Linked DNA regions of Homo sapiens: all the other regions are linked to region 1. A link is a loop called in an ENCODE intact Hi-C map of the cell type or tissue named here. Cell type or tissue: heart right ventricle. All regions are shown on one strand. Region 1 has its middle 130 kb from the start of KIF4B. Region 2 has its middle 180 kb from the start of KIF4B. Region 3 has its middle 470 kb from the start of KIF4B. Region 4 overlaps TIMD4 (T cell immunoglobulin and mucin domain containing 4). Region 5 has its middle 25 kb from the start of PPP1R2B. Region 6 overlaps MRPL22 (mitochondrial ribosomal protein L22). Region 7 has its middle 250 kb from the start of KIF4B.

Evidence for each region. Peaks named below come from ENCODE experiments on the same cell type or tissue, not always from the same donor. Only the 100,000 strongest peaks of a DNase experiment are listed, where the experiment ranks them.
Region 2: it touches region 1 in a loop (2.6-fold over the local background); 4 of 110 quality-filtered maps call a loop at or near these places.
Region 3: it touches region 1 in a loop (5-fold over the local background); 6 of 110 quality-filtered maps call a loop at or near these places.
Region 4: a loop joins it to region 1, with 8 times the contacts of the local background. A loop is called at or near these places in 5 of 110 quality-filtered maps.
Region 5: it touches region 1 in a loop (5-fold over the local background); 18 of 110 quality-filtered maps call a loop at or near these places.
Region 6: it touches region 1 in a loop (5-fold over the local background); 39 of 110 quality-filtered maps call a loop at or near these places.
Region 7: a loop joins it to region 1, with 2.2 times the contacts of the local background. A loop is called at or near these places in 11 of 110 quality-filtered maps.

Annotation. Positions count from the first base shown.
Region 1 is chr5:155,137,894-155,141,893 of GRCh38, reverse strand. No RefSeq gene overlaps it. Among named protein-coding and RNA genes, the nearest start is that of KIF4B, 130 kb to the right of the region's middle. RefSeq lists a silencer at 1,601-1,758. In heart right ventricle, a CTCF peak has its summit at 2,096 (motif pointing left); a DNase peak (open chromatin) is centred at 2,083; H3K27ac peaks cover 519 bases.
Region 2 is chr5:155,192,287-155,196,286 of GRCh38, reverse strand. No RefSeq gene overlaps it. Among named protein-coding and RNA genes, the nearest start is that of KIF4B, 180 kb to the right of the region's middle. In heart right ventricle, no CTCF peak of the experiment used is centred here; DNase peaks (open chromatin) are centred at 2,496, 2,586 and 3,115; H3K27ac peaks cover 3,093 bases.
Region 3 is chr5:155,479,057-155,483,056 of GRCh38, reverse strand. No RefSeq gene overlaps it. Among named protein-coding and RNA genes, the nearest start is that of KIF4B, 470 kb to the right of the region's middle. In heart right ventricle, no CTCF peak of the experiment used is centred here; a DNase peak (open chromatin) is centred at 2,186; H3K27ac peaks cover 3,143 bases.
Region 4 is chr5:156,933,392-156,937,391 of GRCh38, reverse strand. All of the region lies in intron 5 of TIMD4 (T cell immunoglobulin and mucin domain containing 4), which reads left to right. Among named protein-coding and RNA genes, the nearest start is that of TIMD4, 28 kb to the left of the region's middle. In heart right ventricle, a CTCF peak has its summit at 2,320; no DNase peak of the experiment used is centred here.
Region 5 is chr5:156,823,156-156,827,155 of GRCh38, reverse strand. No RefSeq gene overlaps it. Among named protein-coding and RNA genes, the nearest start is that of PPP1R2B, 25 kb to the left of the region's middle. In heart right ventricle, a CTCF peak has its summit at 2,201 (motif pointing right); no DNase peak of the experiment used is centred here.
Region 6 is chr5:154,965,505-154,969,504 of GRCh38, reverse strand. It overlaps MRPL22 (mitochondrial ribosomal protein L22), which reads right to left. Exons shown (of 7, transcript NM_014180.4): 7 at 94-2,819. The coding sequence ends at 2,608. Among named protein-coding and RNA genes, the nearest start is that of MRPL22, 26 kb to the right of the region's middle. In heart right ventricle, a CTCF peak has its summit at 1,870 (motif pointing left); no DNase peak of the experiment used is centred here; H3K4me3 peaks cover 909 bases; H3K27ac peaks cover 1,905 bases.
Region 7 is chr5:155,259,345-155,263,344 of GRCh38, reverse strand. No RefSeq gene overlaps it. Among named protein-coding and RNA genes, the nearest start is that of KIF4B, 250 kb to the right of the region's middle. In heart right ventricle, a CTCF peak has its summit at 2,283; no DNase peak of the experiment used is centred here.

The DNA of each region.
Region 1 (4,000 bases):
ACAGGTGCGCACCATCATGCCCCGCTAATTTTTTGTACTTTTACTGGAGACAGGGTTTCACCATGTTGGCAGACTGGTGTTGAACTCCTGACCTCAAGTGATCCTCCTGCCTCTGCCTCCCAAAGTGGTAGGATTACAGGCTGGAGCCACCGCACCCAGGGCCAATTTATGTCCTTTTAAAGTAAACTCTTCTGTGTTTTCTAATTTTCTGTTTGGAAGCTTGTAGAACTCTCCATTCATCACTGAAATGTAAAAATCCTTATCAGGCTTTGTCTTGGAATATAAATTTTACATTTGCCTGAAAAACTTGAAAAACACTTTCCATCCAAGTGGCTTTGTTTTGTTTTGTTTTAATTTTGGAACGTTTTCTTCTATTATTCCTTCAAACATTGCATATAATCTATTTGCTTTATGTCTTTCTTCAAGAATTCTTATAATTTGCAGGTTGCACTTGCAATCTCTGACTTCTATATCTCTTCTCTCTTTTCATCCTTATTACCGTTCTCTGTGTTCTGGAGAAGTTTCAAAAATTTATCCCCGGTTCCTGATTAAATTTTCTGCAGTGTAGACTCTGCCTTCCTGCTTCCAATCAACAATCCGTGTTGTGATTTTTGTTTCATTCTACTTTCTTTTCATCTCAAACATTTTAAGAAATGATATCCTCTCTTTTTATCTTATTCCACATAAATTATCTCCTAAATTTTACATCTGTTCATTGGGAGGTTTATTTAAAAAGAGGAATATATATACTCTTGCTTTCTTAAATTCTGTGCTCACAGAGAACATGGAAATCTTAGGGCGATTAAAGCAGTTAAGCTAAAGATTTTAAACTCTAAAGCTACCAGGTCAAGCAGAGAACACAAAGCCAAACAAGCAGAGAGACACTTGTCCTGACCACAGGGGACACCCATTGTGCACCTCCAGTCAGAAACCTGGATGTTTCCATGGTAAGTCTAGACGCTCACATATTAATCACTAATTTGAAAATTGTGTAAAATGCTATGCAGGCCATGCTGCACACCTGTGTGGACTAGATTTAGCCTGGAGGCTGCTTGCTTATAACCTCTGAGTTCACAAAGCCTGCCAAACTGGGTTTTTCTTAAGCGGACTCATACAGGCTGTCCCTTCAAAGACAAACATCTCCACCTAGTAGTTGTTCTAAGAAGGGGCTTCGAGCATCAAATGTGAGTAGTGGGAGTCAGATCGTGAAATATTTGCGGTCCCTCCCAACCTTAGGTCTAAGTTTCCCTGACCCTCTCACTTCATCCATCCTGACCACTTACTAAAGTCCTCCTCATCCCCACACCACAGGTGGGCCTCAGGGCCACCTCATGAAGTCATCCACGATTAGTTAATCCTCCTTCATGTTTTTCCTTCCACAAAGAACTTCTCTACCACTTTTCCTTTAACTCTCTTGATTGCGTTACACTCTGGGTGTTATCACATCAACCTGTAATCAATATAACATTTATCAAGGACATATTTTACACTCCTTTTTAATGCCAGTCCTTCAAAATTATCTCCTCCAGGATTTTCTCTATGCTTTTCCTGGCCAGATCTGGAATTGGCTTTTGATAATTTTTTTTTTTTTTTTTGAGATGGAGTCCCACTCTGTCACCCAGGCTGGAGTACAGTGGCACAATCTCAGCTCACTGCAACCTCCGCCTCCCGGGTTTCGAGCAATTCTCCTGCCTCAGCCTCCCCAGTAGCTGCGATTACAGGTGCACACCACCACACCCACCTAACTTTTGTATTTTCAGTAGAGACAGGGCTTCGCCATGTTGGACAGGCTGGTCTCAAACTCCTGACCTCAGGTGATCTGCCCGCCTCAGCCTCCCAAAGTGCTGGGATTACAGGCATGAGCCACCACACCCAGCCTGATAAATATCTATTAAAGTGAAAAAAATGAGTGCTATTTTTATACAATAAGAATTAGCTCTACAGTTACCCATTTTTCATATTAAAAGGATCCAGTTTCCCATCACGTCTGCATGTGAGCCCCAGATGCTCAACTCCAGCCAGTGAGTGACCTCAGCTATCCCAGCCGAGGACAGTTAGGGCATTCCCTGGCTACCAACTGTCTCTGGCACCACCTGCTGGTCACTCATGTATTCACCAGACACAACGAAGACCGAGATTAAGGTTTCTAAAAGTGGACCAGAATCTATTTGCCTTGAAAAACAGAAATATACTTAAGGCTCAGAATGGACACGACAGGAGGATCTCCTCCCTGCTCACCCTTCCTCTGCTTCGTGCGGGGAGTAGGGCTTAAAACTTCTTTTATTTTAATGTAGCCACGGTGTTGTGCATAGTAGAACCACCGCAACCACGACGTCATCTTCACCCTCTAGTGAGAGTTCACTGTGTGGCCTGCATTTCATTACCTCCCGATAATCCCAAAACGGAAGAAGTGGTACTGGGACAGCAGAGACCTGTGTCAATTCCTTACCACGGCCCAGCCACGTGGCCTTGGCAGAGACTTCTCCCTTCAGTGTCTCTAGTGAGCGTTCGCTTACTAAACTCCTCTCCAGCTCTAAAATCTCATGAAGCTATAAATCTTATGTCATGCCTTCCAGGCCACCATCCAGACTCATGCTGGCCAACAATCACACAGGCCACAGTAGGGCTATTGAGCTCCTGAAGTGTGCCCAGGCCTATCTGAGATGTGCTTAAATGTGAAATGCACACTAAATTTTAAGACTTCGTATGAGAAAAAATATAAAATATCATTAATTTTTATATTGATTATGTATAGATATGATCATATTTAATATACTGGTTTAAATTAAATGCTATCAAAAATACTTTCACCTTTCTTTTTTATTATGGCACTAAATGTTAAATTGCATACAGGCCTCCTGTTTTCAGCAGATAGCACTGATCTAAACAAAGTACCCAGTCGTCTTATATATTAACAGAAGGAAGAATATGAAAAATATCTCTATCTTAGGATCTTTTTATTTATTTATTTTGTCCTTTTTGTATGAGTCTCTATGGTAAATAAAAATGCCTAGGTCTCCCACTCCCAGGATGGTCATTTATGCCTGTCAGCATCTTTGAACCTTGAAGATGGTCTCCCTGGAGCTAAAGTCAGCCTGGCCTGGAAAGCTCATGAAACCCCTAGAAAACATCCTAAAGAGGTGAGAGCTATGCTAGAAGGAGCTCTGATCCAGAAACATAAATATGTGGGGTCAGGTGCAATTTAAAAACTGTAAATGACTTATATGCTTATGAAAATGTTCTCTCATGCTGGTAATCAAAGAAATGGAAATTAAAACGAGATCTCCTTTTTAGCTTATCATGGCATAGACTTTTTAAATTAGAGTTGGCCATGGAATATGGAAATCAGTGCATTTATTCCCTACCTGGGGGAGCTAAAATTCATACAGCCTTTCAGGGGGCAATTTAGAAATGTAGAAAAACAGCTTTACAACTATGCACACCTTCTGAGCCAACAATTCCACCTCTAGGGATTTTGTCAAAGGCAATCACCATTGCTATGCTCAATAACTTACTGTAGGGATGTTCACTACCTCAAAAGTTATAACAAAAATAACACCAAACCAGGGAATTTTTTAAATTACAGCATATTGAGAAAATAGAATAATATGTTGCCATTAAAACTTGTGTAACAGAATGTGTAATGATAAATTAAATTAAATTCCTCCTCCCCTGCCCCCCATCATACTCCTCAATTCAGCCTAAATGATCATTTTAAAGTGAAGCAGATCAGGATCCTCCCTTGTTTAAAACCCGTCACTGCCTTCACTTGGTATGAGGATAAAGACCGCCCCTGCCCACCCCAACCTTTATATGGCCCTAAGGCTCTAGGTCCTGCCTTTTCTCCAGCTTTGCCTCTTGCCAGCCTCCTCTCCCTTGCTGTGCTCCCACCTGGCACGGGGACCTTCTTTCAGCCCCACAGCCCTGGAAAGTTCTTGCTGGCTCTGGGATTTCACTCATAGCCCGCAAATTGGATGCTGCCTGCACCTCAGCCCCGACT
Region 2 (4,000 bases), 54 kb before region 1:
TGAGAACAAATAATTTGAAGCTTTGGAACTGTGCTGTTCAATACAGTGGCTACTAGCCACATGTGGCTATTTAAATTAAAATTAGATGAAATTAAAAATTCCATTCCTCAGTCACAATTGCCATATTTCAGGTCCTAAATCGCCACATGTGGGTAGTGGTTACTGTATTAGCACAGCATAGAACATTTCCATTTCAAAAGTTCTATTAGACAGAGCTGCTCTAGAAGCTTAAGTTGGAAGGGATCTTTCTTGTCTCTCAATTCCACATGCTGTGAAACCTAGGACTTCCCATAGAAAATCTCTGACAGAGATTCTAAAAACAAAATTTGAAGAAAGGAAAGTAAAGGTGTCTGAAAACTTCCTGAGAGTTTGTCATAGCAATTAAGACCCCAGGTTTGGAAGTTCAAGCTTCATTCAAAATCTAGTTTTCCACAAACTGGCTATGTAATATTGGCATGTCGCAGCATTTGTAAGCCTTGCTTTCCTCACTGTCTGTGGCCTATCCACAGCCTCTCCCCACTTCCTTCTTTCCTAGTAACAGAATCCCAGTGTATTTCAGTGGTTAACAGAGACCCATTGATTTCAAGAAGGTGGATCCCACCACAGACATAGGAGATGCAGTTCTGTATGAGATATTAAGGGAACTAGGCTCAGGAGGAATTCTCTTCCCACATAAAAAGACAAAGCCTGTGAGGAGCAGAACTTTGGTGCTTCCTCATCCTTCTTGCTTGCTCTGTGGACATAATGCCTAGAGCTGTAGCAGCCATCTTGCAGCCATGAGTTGTCAAGCATTAGGATTAAGGCCAATATTCTAAGGGTCAAAGAACAGAAGGTTGAGAGAACTTGGGCTCTGGATGACATCATTAAACAGCCACATACTTCTGCACTGTTTCATGTGGGAAAAATACGTACCTATGTTGAAGCTTCCATAAGTTTTGTTTAGTTACTTACATCAAAAGCTTTATAAATTGATATTTCATCTTGGATCAACAGTATTCAGCTTGGCTGCTTTAACTAAAAACCTCAAATAATGGAAGTTTTAAAAGATAGAAATTTGTTTCTATCCCAGGTAAAAGAGATATGAGGTACACAGTCCAGGGAAGGTCCAGCTTCACATGAATATCAGGGCCTCTTGCTGCTTCTCTCTTTCTGCTCCATCATACAAGCACTTGGTTTCCATCTTCAAAGTTACCTCATAGTCCAAGATGGCTACAGGAATTCCAGCCATCACAAAGACATTCCAGGCAGCAGGAAGGAGGAAAAGGAAAGGACAAATGGGTACTTCTCCCAGATGAGTTAGCATCACTTAAACAGCCAGTCTTAGAAGTTACACACAACACTCCCACCTAACAGCTCCTGCACCAGAATATAGTCCCACAGTATGCCTTGTTGCCAAGCAGCCTGGAAATATAGTCTTTTCGCTGGGAGCTATTGCCACCCCAATACAATCAGCATTCTTCTACTGAGGAATAAGGAGAGAACAATTCTCAGGTGGCAACTGACAGGCTGTTGTAAAACAAAGTGAGTTGATGCCAGAAAAATATCTGGCACGGTGCATGATATATATAAACTCTAAAAAAGAGTTGGGAGTGGGGATAGGAAGGGAGTAAAATATTTTATCTTCACCTTTGAGTTGTTTTGTAATGAGTTGGTCTTTGTTCCATTAATACAGCATTCTCCAAATTTTAGCATTTGCATACCATCTTTGTGTTTTTTCTATATTCATATACCACCTATATATTATTCCCTTTAAATCAACTTGACATTTAAGCTTAAATTTAAGTATATAATTCCCATAAATAGAAAACCAATATTCCTCTAATAATAACATAAAAATTATAGCTATTAAAAATTTCACTTTGGATATTACCTAAAACCACCTCACATGCCACATTTTTGGAAAACATTTCTCCATTAAATACTTCGGAATAAATGACTTTTGTGATTGATTGCCTCAGGTTTGCTTTGGTCATTAATCAATCTCCACTGCTACTTATTTGCTTCATCTAACAGCATAAGATGGAGATTATTCCTTAAATATCTTTAGTAATTAGAAAAACTGACATCTTCTTTGGGTTCAACCAACCTTTAATGAGAATTGATGACAAGAAGAATACGCTTATGGGACTTAAAAGAAAGCTGACACATTCAGCAGCTTCTTAATTTTCTTTTTTAGGATCCAGACAGAGCCCTATTGAGAAGTAATTTTTAAACACATTGTCAACTTCAAGTACGTCTTCAATATCTTTTCTTTTCAGTCTCTAATCTGTATTTAACTTTCCAGGCCAAACTCCTTGACGTGACATTCAAAGTGCTCTATGCTATCTCCCTACATTCCTCCACACACTTGACACTCGTCCCCAGTGTCCCTGGCATGTACAAGCCCCCACACTGTTCCTCAGCTGCTGTTGGCATCACTGTTTCCTCATACGTAAAATGGCAATTTTACCTCCTGCCTCATTTAACTGCTAAGCCTATCATGAGGATAAAATAAGACCATGCTGTGAAAGCTCTTGGAAAAGTGAAAAGTGCTCTGTGTAAGATGGCATCATCTCAGTCAACTGCCCTCATGCTGAAGTGGCTCTGAGCATGGGCTCTGCAGCCAGAGCACCTGGCTCACTACCATTTTCGTGCTGTGTGACCTTGGGGAAGTCACTGTATGTCTTCGCATCTCAGTTTCCTCTCCTGTAAAATGAGACTAGCACCTACCAATGTGGTATTATGAAGATTCAATGGGTTAATCCACAGGAAGCACTTAGAACAGTGCCTGGCACATAATGAGCTCTCAGAACGTGTTAGCTATTATCCTTATTATTATTATCTCCAAAGGACAGCAGTGAAAAGAGTGGGCTCCAGAGTCATGCAAATTTGGTTTCAAATCCCAGCCCCATGACTCACTACTGGGATGTAAATAGGTCACAAATTCACTCACATTGCTCTCCCAGGTGCCAAGGAAATGGTGTTTCTCTATTTATCTCCCTAACAGACCTGCTCTTTGACAGAAGCACTCACTTCCTGGGCAACGGGAAATGGGCAAACAAACAAACAATAAAACCTAGATGGAGTCCACTTCAGCAAACCTGAACTGACACAGTAATTTTAAATTCCTTAGGTAAGACTCACTCACTTTAAATATAAATGTTCGGTCATAGATTTCCACCCGCTTCCCTGCTCCTCTCCAAGACCAGAAATGTGGGAGGTGGACTTATGTAACCTGGCAGTGTTGTAACCAGGGCTGAGACTAGGATGCAGCAAGTGAGGTGTGTAAGATGCAGAATTTGGGAAGAACTCGCACAATCCTGAGAGTGAGCCCCTCTTTAAATCTGGTGACCTTAGTGCTCACTTGCTTCACTCTAGTGCGAGCCCTGGGGCAGGAAAACCCCTAATCTCCTGCTCCTCATTGGTTATGAGCCAATTGGTTGGGGACCTCATGGCTGTTACTGGTTCTCTTCCTGGTGTTATGCTGTTGCTGAAATTAGTGCCTAACACACCCCAAAGTCTGGTTGCGATGATAGCCTGGATAGGTTCTCCAGCTGATTTGGTCTTGCCATAGCCCTTGCTAAAGCTGCTGAGTCTTGGTCTCAGAAACAGTCACCCACATTATCTGTAAGGCAGTGCTGGTGTTCCTCAGACCAACTCCTCCAGGATCCACTCTCTGGAGCACACAGGCACTTCCCTCCATGCCACAAGTACACTGAAGGCAATTTAGAAAAGCTAAACCTTGACCTTCTCTCTGCCTAATCATGTGGGATGGCCAGGGGTCCTTTGATAAACTGTCCCCACTCCAGTTTGGAGCAGGGCAGCCTAGAGGTAAATTCTGCCCAGAGCCCTAAATGTTCCTTGAATCCAAACCAACTTGACATTGTCACTCCTTTAATTAATTCCATCATCCCCATTTGCTGCAGCCCAATATCCACAGTAGGGAGATCAGGACCCACAGTCCCACCGCTGACTCTCCTCTTCTTCCCACAAACACCCTGGCCTGAAGGATCAGGCTTCT
Region 3 (4,000 bases), 340 kb before region 1:
TCTGTCTCTCTGTCTCTCTCTCTCTCTCTCTCTAAGACAGGGAGAGAGGAGAAGTGATAAAGAAAGGAACATGCAGAAAGAGGGATGACTTTCAAAAATATCCAAGGCAACTATTCTGGATGAAAATAATGTATACATATGTAACTAACCTGCACATTGTGTACATGTACCCTAAAACTTAAAGTATAACAATAATAAAATAAAAAAAAGAAAAAGAAAATAATGAGCTTGTGACACTTTTTTTTTTAGGTTTTTCAGCCTTTTTTTGGCAGAGCAGTTTTAGGTACACAGCAAAATTAATAAGAAGGGGCAGATATTTCCCATATAACATCTGCCCTAGCACAAGCATAGCCTCCCCCATTATCTACATCCACCACCAGAATGGTACATTTGTGAGCCATTATTATACTGACACATCAATATCATTCAAAGTCCATAGTTTACATTAGGGTTCACTCTGTGTTGTGCATTCTATGAGTTTGGACAACTATACAATGACATGTAGCCATCACTACAGTGTCATACAGAATATTGTCACTATTTTTAAAATCTTCTATTCTCTCCCTACTTAACCCTTGCAATCACTGACCTTTTTACTCTCTGCATAGTTTTGCCTTTTAAAGAAAGTCATATAGCTGCAATCATACAGTATGTAATATTTTCAGGTTGGCTTATTTCATTTAGTAAGACCCTTTAAAGTTTCCTTCTTATCTTTTCATGGCTTGATAGCTCATTTCTTTTTAGCCCGGAGTAATACTCTATTGTCTGGATATACCACAGTTAATTTATCCATTCACCTACTGAAGGACATTTTAGCTGCTTCTGGGTTTTGGTAATTATGAATAAAGCTGCTAAAAGTATCTATGTGTAAGACATAAGTTTTGTGTGGACATAAGCTTTCAACTCTTGGGTAAATATAGAGGAGGTCAATTGGCAGATTGTATAAGAGTATGTTTAGTTTCATAAGAGACTGACAAAATGTCTTCCAATGTGGCTGTAACACTTTTCTATCAGCAATATATAAGAGATCCTGTTGCTCCATAGCCTTGCCAGCATTTGGTGTTGTCAGTGTCCCACATATTGGCCATTCTAATAAGTGTGTAGCAGTATCTTGTTGTTTTAATTTGCATTTTCCTGCTAACATATGATGTAAAGCATCTTTTCATATGTTATTTGTTATTTGTATATATTTTTGGGTGAAGAGTCTGTGATGGTCTTTGGCCCATTCAGACAATTTTAAAAGACTTTTTGAAATGGTATAATAATAGCAGAAATGTTTATTTTTGACACCTTAAAATAGCTGTTTTAAGAAAATTAATTTTGATGAAAATGAAGCCCTTTAGTCTGCTGATACCTTGACATGCAAATCTGGGAGAAGTTACAGTGTGGAGTTCGTAATAGAACAGTTTGAAGAGCTGTGGGATGAGAATGTGGAACTAGAAATCAGAAAGTATATTCTGTTAGCAGAAAACCCTGGACTGCTCAGGACATGTACACCAAGACTGCCCTTTTGGGAAAGCCATTTATGGTCTGTGTTCCAAAACAAAGCTGAAAGAGGTGATAACAAAGCAAAACAAGATAGAAAAATGAAATAGTAGAACACATAGAGATCCAGAGGAGTCTATACAGAAGGCATGGGAAACAGGATTAACAGAATAACTGCCTTGACAGCTAGTGGCCCTTCAAGTCCAGTTCATGTCCCTCTTGAAGAGTGGTGAAATTTCTAGGCCTTGGGGAAAAGATATACCCATGGATAAATCCTTCTATAATTAAACCAGATGGATCGGTTTCTGGTTTACTGCTATTAAAACAATTCCAGTATAAGACAAATACCCTTAGTTAATTTTGCACCAAAAGTTCATGTCCTGGCCAGGAATCTCAGGAGGCTGGATGCCAGTCAAGATGGGTCATTTGACACAAAGGAAGGAGAGGTCTGCAAGGGAATCCTGCTATGGAAACTTTAGCATCAGTAACTGCGGGGATGAAGATATGAGCATTTGCCAACTTGGGAAAATAATAATTATAAACAGAGATCTGAAACTTGCAGTTCTGGCAGGCATTCCATTGCTAGCCCCACAGCCTGTGTTGGGTGAATCATGAGACTCCTATCAGCCTCCCTCAGATTGTGAGCAACCAAGTGTGATGAGGATACTTGTCACTACTTTTCACAGCTCATGAGTGGTGAGCGATTACTGTGATTAACAAGGACACTGGGTCCATTCACATGATGAACTTGCAGCTTTTGCCAGTGAGGAATTATGGTGATTAGCTATTCAGAGTGATTAAAAGTTCACTGGCTAAGGCAAAACCTCAGCTGATGGGAAAACAGTGATGGAGGGGGGCATGCCCACTGCATGGGGAGTGGATGCTGATACAGAGCCACTAATATGAGAAGCAGAGGACGAATATCAATTGTCATTAATTTTGTTGCATCCACAATGACCCATAATAAACTGACCTTCCCTGACAGAGAGAAAAGGGGAGAAAAAGCAATTATTAACAGAAGAATATTTTTTGTTTGGGGGGGGGAGGGATTAAAATCCTGTTTATCCTGAGAAAATAGGATTAACTTTAAAACATCTCCATTAACTCTATTTTGGCCAGATTCAAGGATAGTTGGGTCTAATAAATGCAGATATATAAAATGGCATTGAAAAGACTTGGCATAATGGTTAGTAACCTAGGCTCTGGGATCAGATACATCAAGGTTAATTATCTTCTACTTAACAGCTGTGACCTTGTGACGTTCACTCAGTCTGAAAAACATCAGTAAATCTAAACACCGAATTGCTGAAGGATTCAATGAGAAAAATGCTTAGAAATGTGCCTAGCATACCACCCTCAAGAAATATTATTAGTAACCACAAAAACAATCTAGAAATCATTTTGTCATTCATTGCAAATCCAAGGGATTCATATACTTTTATGTGCCCATTGAAGTCTGTGTCACTTAGGCATACTTACCAAATTTACAGTTGATATCATACTGTGAAAAATATTCAACTGAAATGGATAACAAAATTGAGATCTCAAATGTACTCAACTATCTGAGATAATAATTCAACTGTAACATAGTGAAAATTGAATTCTGTAACTTATTCCACATCAGTCATCATACTCAGCACTGGGCATATAGAGATGATTAAGAAGGGGGCTATGCTATCAAAATGCTCAAGGTCCAGTTGGAGAGTGTCTTAGTCCATCTGTGTTGATATAAAGGAATACCTGGGGCTGGGTAATCTATAAAGAAAATAGGTTTATTTGACTCACAGTTCTGCAGGCTGTATAAGAAACATTGCACCAGCATCTGCTTCTGATGAGGGCCTCAGGCTGCTTCTATTCATAGTGGAAGGCAAGCCAGTGTGTGCAGTGAGAAAGGGAATGAAAGAGAGAGAGGGAGGAGGTGCTACGCTCTTTTTAATAACCAGGTTTTTTAGGAACTAACAGAGATGGAACTCACTCATTACTATGAGGATGTTACCAAGCCATTCATGGGGGATCCACCTACATGACCAAAACACCTCCCATTAGGCTCCAACTTCAATACTGGGGATCAAATTTCAATGTGATATTTTGAGATGTCAAACAAACCATACTCAAACTATAGCACAGAGAGATGTACACATCAACAAAGGCAATCCCCTTGGATAAGCACAGTCACAAGGCCGTTCCAGAGAAAGGAGTATGTAATCTTCTACAGGATGGGAGGAAGAGAGAAATCGAGGGAGTTTTATCTCATCTGAATTTCAGGCAGAGAAAACACAACATGCAAAGAAATGAAACGTTAAATGACATGTCATATTTGAGAGACTATAGTAGAAGGAGAGAAGTGGTGAGTGAAAGGAGAAAACGAGAGAGAAATATATGCTGGGAAAGATATTGAGAGATTCAAGTGCCATGCTAAAGAATGTAGGTGTTATCTTGAAAGGTACAAGGGAGGAGTCAAATAGTTGATTCAAAAAATCTATTTAGTAAGCACCTTCTGTGTGCTAGACATTGG
Region 4 (4,000 bases), 1.8 Mb before region 1:
TCTCTCTCTGTTTTCTGCCCTATAAACAAGTCAATAAATAAAGGTACAAACGCCCTTTGGTAAGATCTACCATCTGTAACTGGGGGCTGTTGAACCCTGTGATACTCAGCAGTATATTAGAGAGGAAAAGAAGTGGAACCTGGAATCAGATGTCATTGCCCTACCATTCACTAGCTCTCATTATTAGCTATGCAGCCTTGGGCAAGATATGGACCCCTCAGAGCTTTCATTTCCTCCTCTTTCAATAAGTCTGCCCAAGTTTACTTAGCTCATAGACTCATATTAAAGCTCCAATGAGATAATGTATGTGAAAGTGCTTTGTGCACTTTCAGATGCTTACATTGTACTCACAATAATAATCATCGATAATAATGATTATTAGAATCTCTTTTCCAAAAACTGTACCCATCCAGGTGGTACAGGACTGGGGTTTCATTTCCTTTTTTTTTTTTTTTTTTTCCAGACGGAGTCTCGCTCTCTTACCCAGGCTGGAGGGCAAGGGCGCCATCTCGGCTCACTGCAACCTCTGCCTCCCATGTTCAAGCGATTCTCCTACCTCAACCTCCTGAGTAGCTGGGATTACAGGCACCCGCCATCATGCCTGGCTAATTTTTTTTTCTTTTTTTTTTTGTACTTTTGTAGAGACGGGGTTTCACCATGTGGGCCAGGCTGGTTTTGAACTTTTGACCTCAGGTGATCTGCCCACCTCGGCCTCCCAAACTGCTGGGATTACAGGCGTGAGCCACTCTTCCCATTGTATTCACTCTCCAGCACTCATCTTGCCACATTTTCCAAAGTCCATAGAGCCCAGAGGATAGGAGTTTGGGCTTTGAAGTTAAATGATCCTGGCTCCAAGATTTGCTCTGTCCCTTCCTACTATGCAACTTGAGCAAGTTGCCTGACCTCTCCAGGCCACAAGTTTCCCACTGTGAGATGAGGGCAGTAATGGGAACTACTGACGAGCATTTTCTGAGAATTAACTAAGAACATGAGAAGTACTTCACATTGTACTTGGCATGCAGTAAGTGCTCAGTATATGGTAGCCATTTATTATTATTGTTGTTGTTATCAATAATTCTGAGTGTTTTAGGTCAAATGCAGATCTTCCCACCTCCCTCAATCAAGATTAGTTAATTTATTTATTTCTGTTTTTGAGATGGGGTCTCGTTCTGCAGCTCAGGCTGGAGTGCAGTGGTGTGATCATGGCTCACTGCAGCCTTTATCTCTTGGGCTCAAGCGATCCTCCTGCCGCAGCCTCCTGAGTAGCTGGGACTACAGTCATGCACCACCATGCCCAGCTAATTTTTTTTTATTTTGTAGAGATGGTGTCTCCCTATGTTGCCCAGGCTGGTCTTGAACTCCTGCGTTCAAGAGATCTGGCCGCCTCGGCCTCCCAAAGCGCTGGATTACAAGCATGAGCTACCGTGCCTGGTCTCATTGAAGATTTATTGATCAGCTAATGTGGGCAAAGCCCAGTGCTAGACATTGCCCTCCAGAGGAGAGTCCAGTGATGAAGGATTAGGAATGAGGTCTTATCTGTGCTTTACTGAGACCCTCAGCTATTGGCACATGAGAACAGAAGCCTAAGGAGGTGACTCTAGGCTCTCACAGGGTTGATGAGATTTTGTTGCTAGGGTGTCTCAAGGTTGATGAGATTTTGTTGCTAGTGGAAGGTTGAGGCCAAGGTTCAGAACCAAGGTGCCTCTTGAACAATGGTGTTCTAGAATCCCTGGTTTCCTTCTATCTACCTAATCTGCGTGAAATGTGACAGTATCTCACCATTTCTTTCTCTTTCTGAACCACATTGGGTGCCAACAGAACTTGCTCTCTGTTCTCTTTCAAAATTACCAACATGGACCCCACCCAATTCTTCCCTTGGAACTAAGGAACGCCTGACTGATGTATGTAATGCTCTGTTGATTTATTCATTTCAGTGTATATATTCATTTAAGTGTATAAAAACATGTAAAGTCCTTTAGAATTTGAAGCAAGCATGCGAATTCAATAAATGTGTGCTTCCACTTTCAAAAGGAGTTTTGAAATTCCGGATTTGTATTAGTGCTGCTGGGAAAGGTCAGAAAATATGAATTCTGAGTAGAGGTCAGCAAAATACGTAGTCCCTTCCTTTGTTATTTACTGTAAAATCTTGCGCAAATGAACTTTTCTCTCTAGATTTCAGCTTCCCTCTTGACAAATTAAAAAAAAAAAAGAAATTGGAGGAGACAATTTCAAATCCCTCCCAACTCTTAAACATTCAGATTGTGATTTTTGGATTCTTTTGCTCTTTTGGATTTTTTAAGACCATATCGCCCATGATCCACAGGGGGCAGCGTAAGCCCGAGGCTACCCATGAAAGAAAAGAAACTGTTCTCTGAAGGCTTGCACTTGTCACTTCTAAAATTCTAGGATTGCGTTGAAGTTGTATCTTTGAGTTGACTTATTTCAGAACTAATTTTGTTTTAAACATAGGACAGATGAGTCCCAGCATCTATGAATTCAATGATGAGTCAACATATGTGATATCTGTTTTAAAATGCACCCACTGAGAAGACAGAGTGCTCTTCTTTTCCGTTGATTTCTGGCTCGAAGCTCACTCATTCGAGAATTTGTGTTTTCAAGTAGGATTATAATATGCTTTTTTTCTTTTCTGTCAGATTCGTTAAGAACATTTTTTTTTGAGTCATTCAGAGTTGGGTTCAAATTTCCTTTGTTTGTGTCACCTTGGGCAATCAATGTAACTTCTTTCAGCCTCAGTTTACCATCTGTAAAATGGGTTTATGAACATTAAATGTGATAATTTGGCCAGGCATGGTAGCTCACACTTGTAATCTCAGCACTTTGGGAGAACGACTTGGGAGGATCACTTGAGCCCAGGAGTTTGAGACCAGCCTGGTCAACATAGCAAAACTCCATCTCTACCAAAACAAAACAAAACAAAACAAACAAACAAACAAAAAAAACCACACACACTAGCTAGGTGTGGTGGCACACACTTGTAGTCCCAGCTATTTGGGAAGCAGAGGTGAGGTGGGAGGATACCGTGAGCCAGAGCCTGGGAGGTTGAGGCTGCAGTGAGCCCTGATTGCACACTGCACTTAAGCCTAGGCGACAGAACAAGACCCTGTCTCTAGGTTTTTAAAAAATTATAATTTATACAAAGTGCTTATAACTGTGCCTGGCACATAGTAAGAGCTCAATAAATGTATTCAAAGAGGAAGTCTCTGCTAATTTTAAAGCAAGTTTCTATGAATAGGATGGGAACGGGGATGATATTAAAAGTGGATTCTTAAAAGATCTTCTTGTCTAAAATTGTAATGCCATTTCAGAACTGCACATAGCACAGTTCTAATTAAGTGACAAAGCAGGTTCTGGTGTACCACGGTAAGCATAGCCATGTTGAAAAGGAAGTCTATTATTACCCTAACTTCTGAAGGCTCTTACAATTAAATTAATTCCTTGATACCATGGGGGTTGTTTTTGCACCAGTAGACCAATAGGGATCTGCAAACTTTTTCCGTAAAGGGCCAGAAAGGGCCGGGCACGGTGGCTCACACCTATAATCCCACCACTTTAGGAGGCCAAGGTGGGTGGATCACAGCTCCTCAAGGTCAGGAGTTTGAGACCAGCCTGGCCAACATGATGAAACCATATTTCTACCAAAAATACAAAAATTAGCTGGGCCTGTAATCCCAGCCACTCAGGAGACTGAGGCAGGAGAATCGCTTGAACCTGGGAGGTGGAGGTTGCAGTGAGCCAAGATCGCACCACTGCACTCCAGTCTGGGAGACAGAGTGAGACTCTGTCTCAAACAAAACAAAACAAAACAAAACAAAACAAAACAAAACAACACTCTCACCCATGAACAGATAAAGAGATTATCACTGTTACAGTTTGGACTATATCCTTTCACTTTTCAGCTTTTTTTGGGGGGGGGTTGGGGGGCGAGATCTCACTCTGTTGCCCAAGCTGTAGTGCAGTGAACCAGTCATAGCTCACTGCA
Region 5 (4,000 bases), 1.7 Mb before region 1:
AATTGATCAATGCTCACTCCAAGTTGTTTCATCTGGGCTACTCTACAGCTGAGGTCTTTATTTTGATTTCTTGGCTGGATTTCATTATTTCAACAAACAATTTTTTCTCTTTATTTTAAGGAGGGGTTATAGATTACTAGAGGTTTTGAGTTCATTTTCTGCCCCCAAGCTTGAAGAATTCTTTTATTTTTATTTTATTAATTTATTTTTTAAAGACAGTGACTCACTCTGTTGCCCAGGCTGGAGCACAGTGGCACAATCATAGCTCACTGCAGCCTCGACCTCCCAGGCTCAAGCAGTCCTACCACTTCAGCCTCCAGAGTAGCTGGGACTACAGGTCTGCACTAACATGCCTGGCTAATTTTTTAAATTTTTTTTGTAGAGATGGGGTCTTGCTAGGGTGCCCAGGTTGGTCTCAAACTCCTGGCCTCAAGTTATTCTCCTGTCTTGGCCTCTCAAAGTGCTGAGATTTCAGGTGTGAGCCACTGAGCCTGGCCCCCAAATATTCATCTTTTTAATTTCTTTTTTATGCTGTGCTGCCTTGGATATTTTCAGGTTAACACATTATTTCTTTTTGCATTACTCTTCTCTAAGAGATCTGCTCTGTATCTTACTTCCTCCTCTGATGTTCTGAATGAATTCTCTCGAGCCCTCCTTCCACCATTTTCTGAGACTAGCCTCATCCTCTGGCTGCAGCTGGAAGGCTCAGGGGTTTTTCCATCCCCCTCTCTCTAGCCTGTGGATGGGGTAGGGCAAGGGAACAGTCAGCTAGGATTGGGTGCAATCATTCTTACAGGAACTGGTTTCTGTTCCTCTTTCTTACATTTTGTTTTCTGTCCTAAACCTGCGATTGCTCCACTTAATGAAGTGCAGGGTGATACCTTCTAAATGCTTCCCCCAATTTAGCATGGAGTCTAGTAGCCTGCGCTTCTGCACAAGGGGGTCGATTTGACTATTCTCTTCTCTTTTCATTTTTCCCCACCTCAGGCCATTTCTGTGTACTTCCTTGAAATCAAAAGGGGCAAAGAGGACATCATCCTCCTTGCGTTTCTTATCCAATTTGGGAGTATCAAGGAACAGTCTCGGGAGTTTCAGCACCTTCTGGGAGCCAGCCTCCTTTCTTGGCCACTGTCTTTTGCATATTATGGCATTCAATTCTCTTTTTTGGTTGTGGCTGATTTATTTATTTTTCTATTTTTTCCACTAGTTTCATTGTGTATGACAGGACAGGGAGTCTGTGAGTCATTTTACTTTTTTTTACCTGAATGTCTGTCTTGAGCCTTTCATTTGTGTCATGATACCAGCTGTTGCCTTTTTCACTAACAAAAAGGCACGTTCCTTGGGTGTTTTTTTCACTAGCATGAAGTCTTCCCACGCTGCTCACCAATGCCATATTCTGAAGTCTGATTTAAAGTATTACAATGAGATGTCAGCTTATGTCAGCATTGGAAGGCCAGGCCACTTATCCTTTTTGACAAAATCAAAAGCGTTCAATGTGAAATAAAAATTACTAAAATACATTTTTTTTTACTCTTTTATTTTACTTCAATCAACAGTCAGACTAAATGTCATCAAGTGTTATATTTGAGATCGTGCTGATTTTAAAACTCTGGTAGTTATTAGCCTATTGGAAGTGAAAGACGTTCTCAAAATGTGTTTTTCCTGCCATTTCTGCCTCGGCCTTCACTGCTGTAGTAACCTCATTATTCCAAATTTAAGGATGTGAGGCTGTGGTGAGATCCTCACAGAAACTAGTCAAATGGAGTTCCTGTCCTCATAATCTCAGATGTTTATTATTTACTTTTCAGGGTTTAGAAGACTAATTAACAAATCAAAGAAATCATTATAAAACAGTTTAGGGTATTTGGGCTTTTACCTCCTGGGAAATAAGCCTTGTATTTTTAAAAGCGTATTTGTTTTCATGATGTAAGGGAAATACATTGTTGAATACAAATGCTTTGATATAATGAATATGTTTAAGCCAAACAAGATATAGCCAGATCCTCACCAGAGAGGCTTAGAAAACAAACCAGTACATGCTATCTTTTGTTTCAGTGTCATTAATTTTTGTTGATCTTTTGTTTCCTGTATCTTTGGGACATGAAGAAGGTTTTGGCAGCACCTAAACGTTTACTCAGCAGTCCTTGGGAATTTTAGGGCATTAAATGGAGCTGGTTAATGGACCACTGGGTGTCAGTATTGTCTTTACTTACCCTGGCAGGAACTGAATCAGGTTGTCCTTTTCAGAGACTTTTGGGTTTTGTTGGAATACAGAATCTTAGATTTTCTGTCCAAACCAGGAGGGGACCATCTAGCACAACCAGCTTTGTTCGTGGATGAAGGGGCTAAGTCATGGAGAAGGAACAGCTGATTCCTGTTCAGGGGTGGTTTCTACCACCCTGAGCTTCCCAAATTTCTACATCAGGATCTCAAACTTAAATGCCCCTAGGGTCAGACAGGCAGGAAAGTCAAGTGGACCCTCCTTAGCCTAATGAATAGAAGGGGTGCTCTTTTTTCTGCATACACATTTGCTGTTTCCTGTTTTCTTGATCAGGCCACTTGGTGTATCTTTACTATCTCCAGTACTGATTCAGAAAAAAAATTTCTTCTATGGTTTAAAAAAGGACTGCAAAAACATGATGATAAAACTCAAACAACCCTTGGCCGCATGTGAGGGAGGCAATAGGGAATGTATAAAGGCGCCAGCAGCGTCACATGCCAGCGAGGTGAGGGTGTCCTCACACAGGTGGGATCTTCAGATTTTTCAAGAGAAATGGGAAATCTGGATTTTTATGTGAATTTTTGTCATTTACATAGGCTGGTTCAAACTTAAAAAATCAAGACCCATCTGTGGGCCAGATATGACACTCCTAGGATAACAAGTTATAATCTCTGTGGACTATAACTTGGATGTTTTATCTTCTAACTTGAATTATTTTGCCTCCAACTTCTAGTTTGAGCTAATTGGCTCTAGCATGATGAGAGAAAGTTCCTTGGGAGATGCATAGGAATTCCTTGTCTTTGGCAACTGCATCTTTTTTTTTTTTTTTTTAATCCAAAGAAAAGAAAATGCATTGTTCAGCTGTCTGACGGGATGGTAGACTAGAAATGTTGAATATCCAGTTAACCTCATTTGATCTAGGAGAGGTTGGGAAAGTTAAGATTACTAACAAATTTTCAGTGCTAGGTAATTTTCTATTGTGAATGTACTAGGAAGGAAGCCATAGAAGGGAAGCACCTAGAAGCCTCTCCCAACCCTGAGAATCTGCCTCTTATAGACAGGAGAGCTGAAAGTCTGAGAGAGCCATTTTCGGACTCATAGCCACAGGACAGGCTTTGGAGATGGCCTACTCTAGACACTTTGATTTGACACTTAGGAAAGTGAGGTACAGATGGAGCAGTCATTTATTCAAGGTCATGTAGCTGATGGCAAAGCACTTTGGATTCCTGATCTCGGAGGGGGGGTTAGTGAGGAAGAACATGCCGTTCTGTCATTGGACAACACAGTCTGTTTTGTGCAAATATTCACAGACAATAGCGTTCAGGAGAAAAAATAGTCATATGAAGGAAGAAGTTGACTCTGGGAGAAGAATATTCCTATCTAGGAAGGAATAGACTCTCCAACAAATGCACAGAAAGGCAAATTGGTCATTTTTTTTTCTTTTGTTTTTTAACATTTAAGTTTGAAAGTCATCTGATAGTTCACCCACTGTGTTTCTCTGGTGTATTTTATTTAGTAAGAGTTCTTCTAGAGTTAGGAAGGAGGAAAATGATCTGTTATAATCTGCAGAATGAATAATGTTAATTATAAAGGAGGATGCAGGGATGGTACATGGGCTTAATTTGCAGCAAGAAAGACTTAAGTGAGATGCACTGAAGAACTTGACAGGGAGGGTTTCTTAAGATTGGAATGTAATCTTGGCAGAAATTATGGGATTTTCTTTAATTCTGTTATTATAGCTTTCATAGTGCAAGCTAACCATCTCTGCTTTTAGCATTA
Region 6 (4,000 bases), 170 kb after region 1:
GCATTCAGAGATTGCCATTAAAGAATAACAGATAATGGCTTCTGAATGTATTAGTCCATTTTCACACCACTATAAAGAATACCCAAGATTGGGTAATTTATAAAGAAAAGACATTTAATTGTGTCAAAGTTCTGCATGGCTGGGGAGGCCTCAGGAAACTTACAATCATGGCAGAGGGTGAAGTAGGCACATTTTACATGGCAGCAGGCAAGACAGCGAGTGAAGAGGGAACTTTCAAACACTTATAAAACCATCAGATCTCATGAGAACCCACTCACTATCACGAGAACAGCATGGGGTACACCACACCCATCATCAATCACCTCCCTCCGTCACTAGGTGGGGATTACAGGTCCCTCCCTGGACACATGGGGATTACAATTTGAGATAAGATTGGGTGGGAACACAGAGCCAAACCATATCACTGAACATGCAAAGTGAAACTTCAGGTGGGGACCACAATGTTCATGGATGTTAGAAAGTACACTCTTAGCCACGAAAACTAGCCGGATGTCACAATGGGAAAGATTCATTGAGATAATGTATATATAGTGCTTAAAATAGTACCAGATACAGTCAGTGACACAGGTTAGCTATTATTACTTTTTGTAACGTACTGGAAGCAGTTCCAAATGAAGGCTTAACCTGGGAAGGAAATTTTCTTCATTACAATCCTACTTTTTCCTTACCACTTTCAAAATAGCTTTTACAGCCTGACTGAAGCAGTGCCTTCACTTACATAATTTATATTTATGATGTCCATGGCACCACCTGGCTTTAGTCACACCCAAGGAAGTCACAACTCCAAGAGCAATCGTGGAGCATCCCCACCACATGAGAGCACAGTGACCTGGTGTGATAATTCTCCAACATGCAAATCACTGGGGCATTTATTAAAACTGCAGGTTCCATGGTCTCCCACACCAAAGCTTCTGATTCACTTAGTCTGAGAGTAGAGCCCAGGAATTTGCATTTTTAAACAAATTCTTCAAGTGATTCTAAAAAAGGTTTTCTACAGAGAACATTGAGTCTCTTGTTTCATAAATGAATGAAATGGAGGCCAGCAAGGGAAGAGACCTATCCAGTCTTCTTTCTGGCTAATGAGAATGCACAGACTAGAATGAAGGTTACCTTTTAATATTCCAGTGTTATTTCCCTGACTCCATGCTACAACAGCTTAGGACCCAGAATGAATCTGTCCTACACCTTGGTTTATTCCACTGACCCCTGATGTCTTTTTACCCATGCATTAGGTTAACTGGAGAGACACAAAAACCCAGCTGTATACTCAAAAGGTATGCAGAACCAGCTACTTTAGAAACCTTTCAATCATAGCCCCAATATTTACATGCTGTGTGACTTGTGATAGTTATTTGAATTCTGTGTGCTTCGGTTTATTCCTTTGTAAAGTGGTAAAACAAAAGCTACATTTTCAGGATGTTGTGAAGAATTATGTAAAATACTAGCACAGAGCTTGCAAATAACAAGTTCCCAGTAAACAGTAACTATTATTAATGCCATCTTAAAACATGGCAATAAAACTACATTTTTTCATTCTCCTAAAGCCGTATTCTCAAAGCGTAGTCCCCTACAACAGAATTACCTGGAAGTGTTTGTTTAAAACATAGATTTCTGAAACCAGCCCCCCATAAGACCTAGTGAATTGAATCATTGGGGTGGGGCCCAGAAGTCTGCATTAACAAGCAAGCATCCTCGATTCTTCTTTTGCATGCAAAAGTTGGACTAGGGCTGTAGACAAAGAGTACTTCTTCTTAATGAAGACGTGTATGAATGAGAGGGAAGCAGTGTTGAACACTCTAATTTGAAACTAACAATTTTCTGCTAATAAAAGGTTGAGTGCCACCTACTGCCCCATTTTAGAATGCAATGCTGAGATTGGTTCAATTCCTCTCTCAGTAATTGAATTTACCCTGAAAAATAAATCAATCCTAAACAAGATATCCAAACAATATAAAGCACTGTTGGAAGAAGAAATAAAAACAGGCTTTGCTTAACCAAAAGAAAATTTTCAAAGTTAAAGGTTTTTGGAGTTTTAGATTCGTATATCTAATAAACTCCTGTAGTTTCGAGTTACTGCTAAAACAGTAAAGGAAAATATAATTTTTGACTCACTGGCCTGTGCCAACAGTGAAAGGAAAAACGGTACCACTGAACACCCTAAAATACTGTAATGAAACAACATGCAGCCACTCTAACTTCCCATGGTCCCAAGAGAAAATTAAGTGAAATAAAAGCAATTTTCTTACCTCATAACACTGTATTCAAGTCCAGTATCAAAACAGCCACCTGCAGGACACTAGTTGGAAAGTTAACATTCCCTTTCAAAGTTACTCCAAAAGCCTTTTGAAATATAGTCTGTTACTATGTTTAAAGCTGATTTCCCCTTCCAAGTCGCAAATGCATACAAATATGCCCAGAGGCTCAAAAGAAATGGGCAAAGCCTTATAAATATTCATTTACAACTAGCAGTTATACACTGTTTCAATAATTCAATGAGAAATCATAAAAAGCATTTGCCTTCAATTTTTGTTTATTTTTAGAAAATAAATGGCAAAATATATACACTGTGGAGTCTGAATCTCCTCATCATAGAGTGTGAACGATGGTCCGGCTGCGAAGCTGCTGAATATACTCTTTGGCATGGGCAACTGCCGTCTTTGGTGGCTCAGGTGGAGGTGGGGGCCCTTCCACCAACTTCACAAAATAATGGCAATAAACCTTCTCCATGATCCCAAAGCGACCTCTGCCATGGTAGCGGATGCGTTTCAGGCACTGGCCTCGTCCTGAGGTGGACTCAGCTAAACAGGAAGAAAAAGAGAATTACAGGAAATGAGTGTTATCCACAAGCCTGATCAGCTGAGCAATTTCTGTCCTTTCCTTGACTGGATTCTGAGATTACATGGGCTCACTGGTTGGCTAGAGCAGGCTTGTCTCAAAACAACTATCTCCTGAATGCTAACTAAGGACCAGGCACTATTCTAGTGTTGGAGAAGTAAGAGTGCACAAGACTGGCAAGGCCCCTGCCTCCAAGCAGTTTACATTCTGGAGAAGAAAGACGTAAAATAAAATGATAATTTCAGCTAGTGACAAGTGCTGTGAATAAATCAGAATGAGATGACAGACAATGATGGGGTGTAAGGGACTTCAGACTGGGAGTGTCAAGAGGCATCCCTGAGAAAGAGACATTTGATCTAAGAGCAGAATGAATCATCTATTTGAATATCTAGGGACAGGGTATTCCAGGCAGAGGAAACAGCAAGTGCAAAGGCCCAATGGTGGGAATGCACTCGGCTTGTTTTAGGAAAAGAAAGAAGACTACCATGCTGAAGCATAGTAAGCAAGGGGAAGAGAAGCACAAACAAGGAAAAGAGATTAGAGATAAAGCTAGGGCAAGATTACACAAGGTCCTGTAGGCTCAGGCAAGGAGTTTTTTATTTTATTCTAATTGTGATGAGAAGCCACTGGAGTCAATGGCTCCCAAATGCTGGTTCTCTGACAAGCTACATCAGACTAACCTAGGGAATGTAATTAAAATGCAGATGCTGAGACCTCACCTCTGTGGATTCTAATTCAGTATATCTGGGGTGGGCCTTGGAAATTACATCCTGGGCAAACACCCGTACCCCAACTCTCCCCAGAAATTCTGACTGACAGCCAGTTTTAGGAACTCTGGCACAACGGCCCCTTCAGCTCCCCTCCCCCATTCTGTATATCAAAATTTGACCTTGAAAGTGTAAAGAAATCTTTTAAATAGCATGTAAGGGCCAGGCGCGGTGGCTCACACCTGTAATCTCAGCACTTTGGGAGGCCAAGGCGGGCGGATCACCACAAGGTCAGGAGTTTAACCTTGGCCAACATAGTGAAACCCCATCTCCATTAAAAATACAAAAAATTAGCCAGTTGTGGTGGTGGGCACCTGTAATCCTAGCTACTTGGGAGGCTGAGGCAAGAGAATCGCTTGAACCCGAGAGGCAGAGGT
Region 7 (4,000 bases), 120 kb before region 1:
CAAGGGAGCAGCTGAGGAATTATCAAGGAGTACCTGCCCCTTCTTGGGTGTGGTAAAACCTTTCTGCAAAGAGTGTGGATTAAAAGATCAAACTACTGGAGTAATGTAGACAAAAGGTGAAGGTGTCCTCTGCTAACAGAGTTTTGTGATGATAGGAGTGGGCTGTTTTGAGAGCTATTAAGGAGGTAGAACCACCATGATCAGCCATTGATTAGGTGAAGGTAGGGGTAGGAGTAAAGGGTGATGCTCAGGTTTCTGGCTTGGGCAACTCTTTGGATGGGAGTACCATTTACTGAGATGAGGGAAATGGGTAAGAACAGTTTGGAAGGAGTTAATAAAACGTCTTTGGAATTTTCAAGGCATGATGTCCAATTAGCCCACACTTAGATAGATGGGGATAGAGTTGAAAAGAATAACCTGGGCTTAAGTTTTCAATTTGGGAATCATCAGCTATAGGTAAATGGTAATTAAGGCACTACAAATAGAGTGAATCAACCTGGAAAAAGTGTATAGCATGAGGATAAACGAGGGCCATGATGAATGCAGATATTTAAAGGATACACAGGGGGAAAGTTTCAGAAAGAAGACAGAAAAGAGGAAGCCTGAGTTCCAGAAGGAATACCCAGAGAAGGTGACGCCATCCAGGCCAAGGAAAGATAATTTCAAGGAGAGACTGCTAAAAGTCAAGCAAAACAAGCGCAGGCATTGATCCTTTGGATTTAGGCACAAAGAGGTGACAGATGACTGCGGAGAAAGTGTTTTCCATGGAATGGTGGAATCAGATTCCAGTTGTGCTGTTATGATGCATATATGCAGCTTGACACAAGTTAGTCTACATGTCTCCTGGTGCTCCTTCAAGAACCCCAGCTATGACTGAGGGGCCACAGGACCTCCACCTGTGCACCTTACACAGCCTCCTCACACACAGAAAGCACTCAATAATCACTTGTGGGAAATAAATGCAAATTGATATCCCCACTTTTAACAACTTCATTTGGAAGCCTAGTAAAAATTACTGGAGAGAGGAGAGGAAAAGATGCTTACATCTGCTCACTGACCTGTTTGGCATTTTTCTATCTCTCCCCCTGATTTCCAGGCATTAAATTAATCATGCCCTTTCTTCCTACCTTTACTCCTGGGTCAATAGACAAGGCCTTTCTGGTCTAATTAGACTCTTAAATGAGCTCTAGATGCTTAAGGAAGAGCCTAGGCTGAGGAATCCAAACCACCCTCCTTTCTTCTATCTAGTCCTATTTAGTTGATGCCACAAAAAAATAGGCTGGTTTTGCATCTGGTTATTTCTGCCTGGGCCCTTTGTGATCTCTCTCAGAGGGTGACCGCTCATCACTCAGATGACACAGAGGAGATCCACACCAGCAACAGTCCAAGTAGCCAGCATTTATTAAGCATTTCCTATGAGCCGGATATCATGCAGATGTTCCTACAGAACTTCTTCAATCACATCACAGTTCTGTTCAAAATCCTCACTGGCTCCACATTGTACAAAGAATAAATGTAATTTGCATCTAATTCTTATCTAATGCCTTTAATTCATTCAGAACTAAGCAAAACAAAGAAGGGATATATTAGGTTAAAAGGCTACCATTAGGCCAGGTGTGGTGGCTCACACCTGTAATCCTTGCATTTGGGAGGCCAAGGCAGGAGGATAGTTAGGGCCAGGAGATTGTAGACCAACATGGCAAGACCCTACCTCTATGTAATACAAAGAAAAAAGCTACTGTGAGATTGCAGGAATACATTTGGGCTAAAAGTTCCCTATTTGTTCCTCCAACAAGGTCCATTCTAAAAGAATGTCCTCTCTGATTAAATAAAACAGCAAATATGTGTGTGTGTGTGTGTGTGTGTGTGTGTGTGTGTGTGTATTCTCTTTCCCTGGAGTAGTCAATTTGTTAATTATGGCAACAACCACATTCTATTACTATTGGAGCTCATTCTCATGACAGATTACACAAATAGTCTTCAGTGCAAATCACCTTACAAAGGGAAGACATCACTTAAAACTGTAAGCCTAAACATCAGGGGGAAATGGAAGTATTTCATAGGTGATGCCGAGTATTAGCTATTATTGTGGATTATTTAGCGGTCTCACACCAGGGGAGCAGAAAACTGAACATGGTGAGAAATACTCAGAATTAAGAATTTGTTTCTTCACCATCTCTACCAGCTATCAATGTATTGCCTTTCCAATCCAAAATCACCCAGCATTGCCTGCTCTGTACAAATGAGTTTTAGTCCTTTAAATAACTCATTTCACCAGCTGGCGTAATGCTACATGTTGTCCATGGAGGGTGCTGAAGAGACATTTGAGCTGGAAGGGTTTTTCTCCATTGAGGGCAGGCTTCTGCAGCACAGGTGGCTTCCCATGCCCAGTTCCTGCTGTGCAAGCAGCTTCTTCAATGTCTGGCTTCTGCAGCATGCACGGCTTCTCTCAGCATCCAGCTCCCGCAGTGCAGGCAGCTTCCTGAGCACCAAGCTTATGAAGTGCATAGTAGTTAGTAGCACTTGGGAAGTTTATAGTAGAGTCCTCTACTATAGCAGAGTAGGGAGACACTTCTCTGTGACAGTTTTCCTTAGCACCTTAGGACGCATTGCCTACAAGCTCCAAAGGGCAGATTCTAGCAAGTTACACCAGTGCAGCACCCCAACATCTCTGCCATTCAGTAAGTCACAGCACTGTCCTCTCCAACAATCACTAGGTCTCAGCCTAGAGGGTCTCTTCCTGTGATGCTCTGTCTCAGTTTTATGGGTAGTGGCTGGCTGCACCTTATATCTGATATTCCTATCTTCTTTAGAGCTCTCTTTTCTTCTTACTAGTCAATCCCTCATGACTTTAACCGCTGTAATAGTTAATTCTTTATATTAAAGTCTCCTCACTCAAGTTACCATATGACTGCTGCCTCCTGATTGGTCCCTGATTGACACACTGTTGCATATGCACAGGCACACACACATACACACACACAAACACAATGGCTTATAAACTTTAAAATGGGTACAAACTGTTTTAAACCCTCCAGCCCCCAGCTCCCAAAATCAAACTTTCGCTAGGCTAGAGATGAATATACTAACTTATTTTATCCTCATAGTACCCCTAAAGGACTGGTATTTTTAATCCCAGTTTTACAGACGGGGAACTGACATGTTGAGTGGTTAAATGACTTACCCAAGTTCCCAACACCATATAGAATGTTTTATACATTAGTAGCACCAAGACTGTGCTATGCAGAACTCCTATTAACCTCAATAGGGAAGGCACCATGCTCAAGTGGCCAAAGAAGAGACCTGGAGCCAGCAAATGAGACATGGGGTTTTACTGGGGGCTTCCATACGGGGGAAAGAGTCCAGTAGTTGCAGGCTGGGTAGGAGAACTGCCTTCCGTACAGAAACAGTCTAGGGGTGGTGGCTTGGACAAGATATCCGCCTTACATAACAGTCCAATGGTGGAAGGCTAGACAACATAACCACAGGGCCCAATGGCAGTGGGTTAGGCAGGAAAACCACAACTGCCTGCAAACAGCATGAAGTTTATATACAGCATTTTCACTTAACACCATCCCCTTAACGACCTTCACCTGGCAACCTTCATGTAACCCAAAACCCAGGGCCTCAATCCCCTGTACAGCCCGTGTTCCACAAGATGGGCTGGGAGCTCAGATGTTTATCATACATAAGGAACGAATCTCCAGGTTGGCCATTCCCAGAATCCCTAGCTCCGAGCACACATTCAGGTGCATCTGAATACAGGGTGACTCTAAGGGTATGCTTAGATTATTGTTGTCAGGTGCATTTAGGCAACAGACTGAGCTACGTCGTTCCAAAACTAGAGAAGTCATTTACCTAAGATTAAGGACTGTCCTGACTTGTTTTTCTTTTTTCTTTTTTTTTTTTTTTTTTTTTTTTTTGTGACAGAGTCTCACTCTTGTTGCCCAGGCTGGAGTGCAGTGGCGCCATCTCGGCTCACTGCAATCTCTGCCTCCCG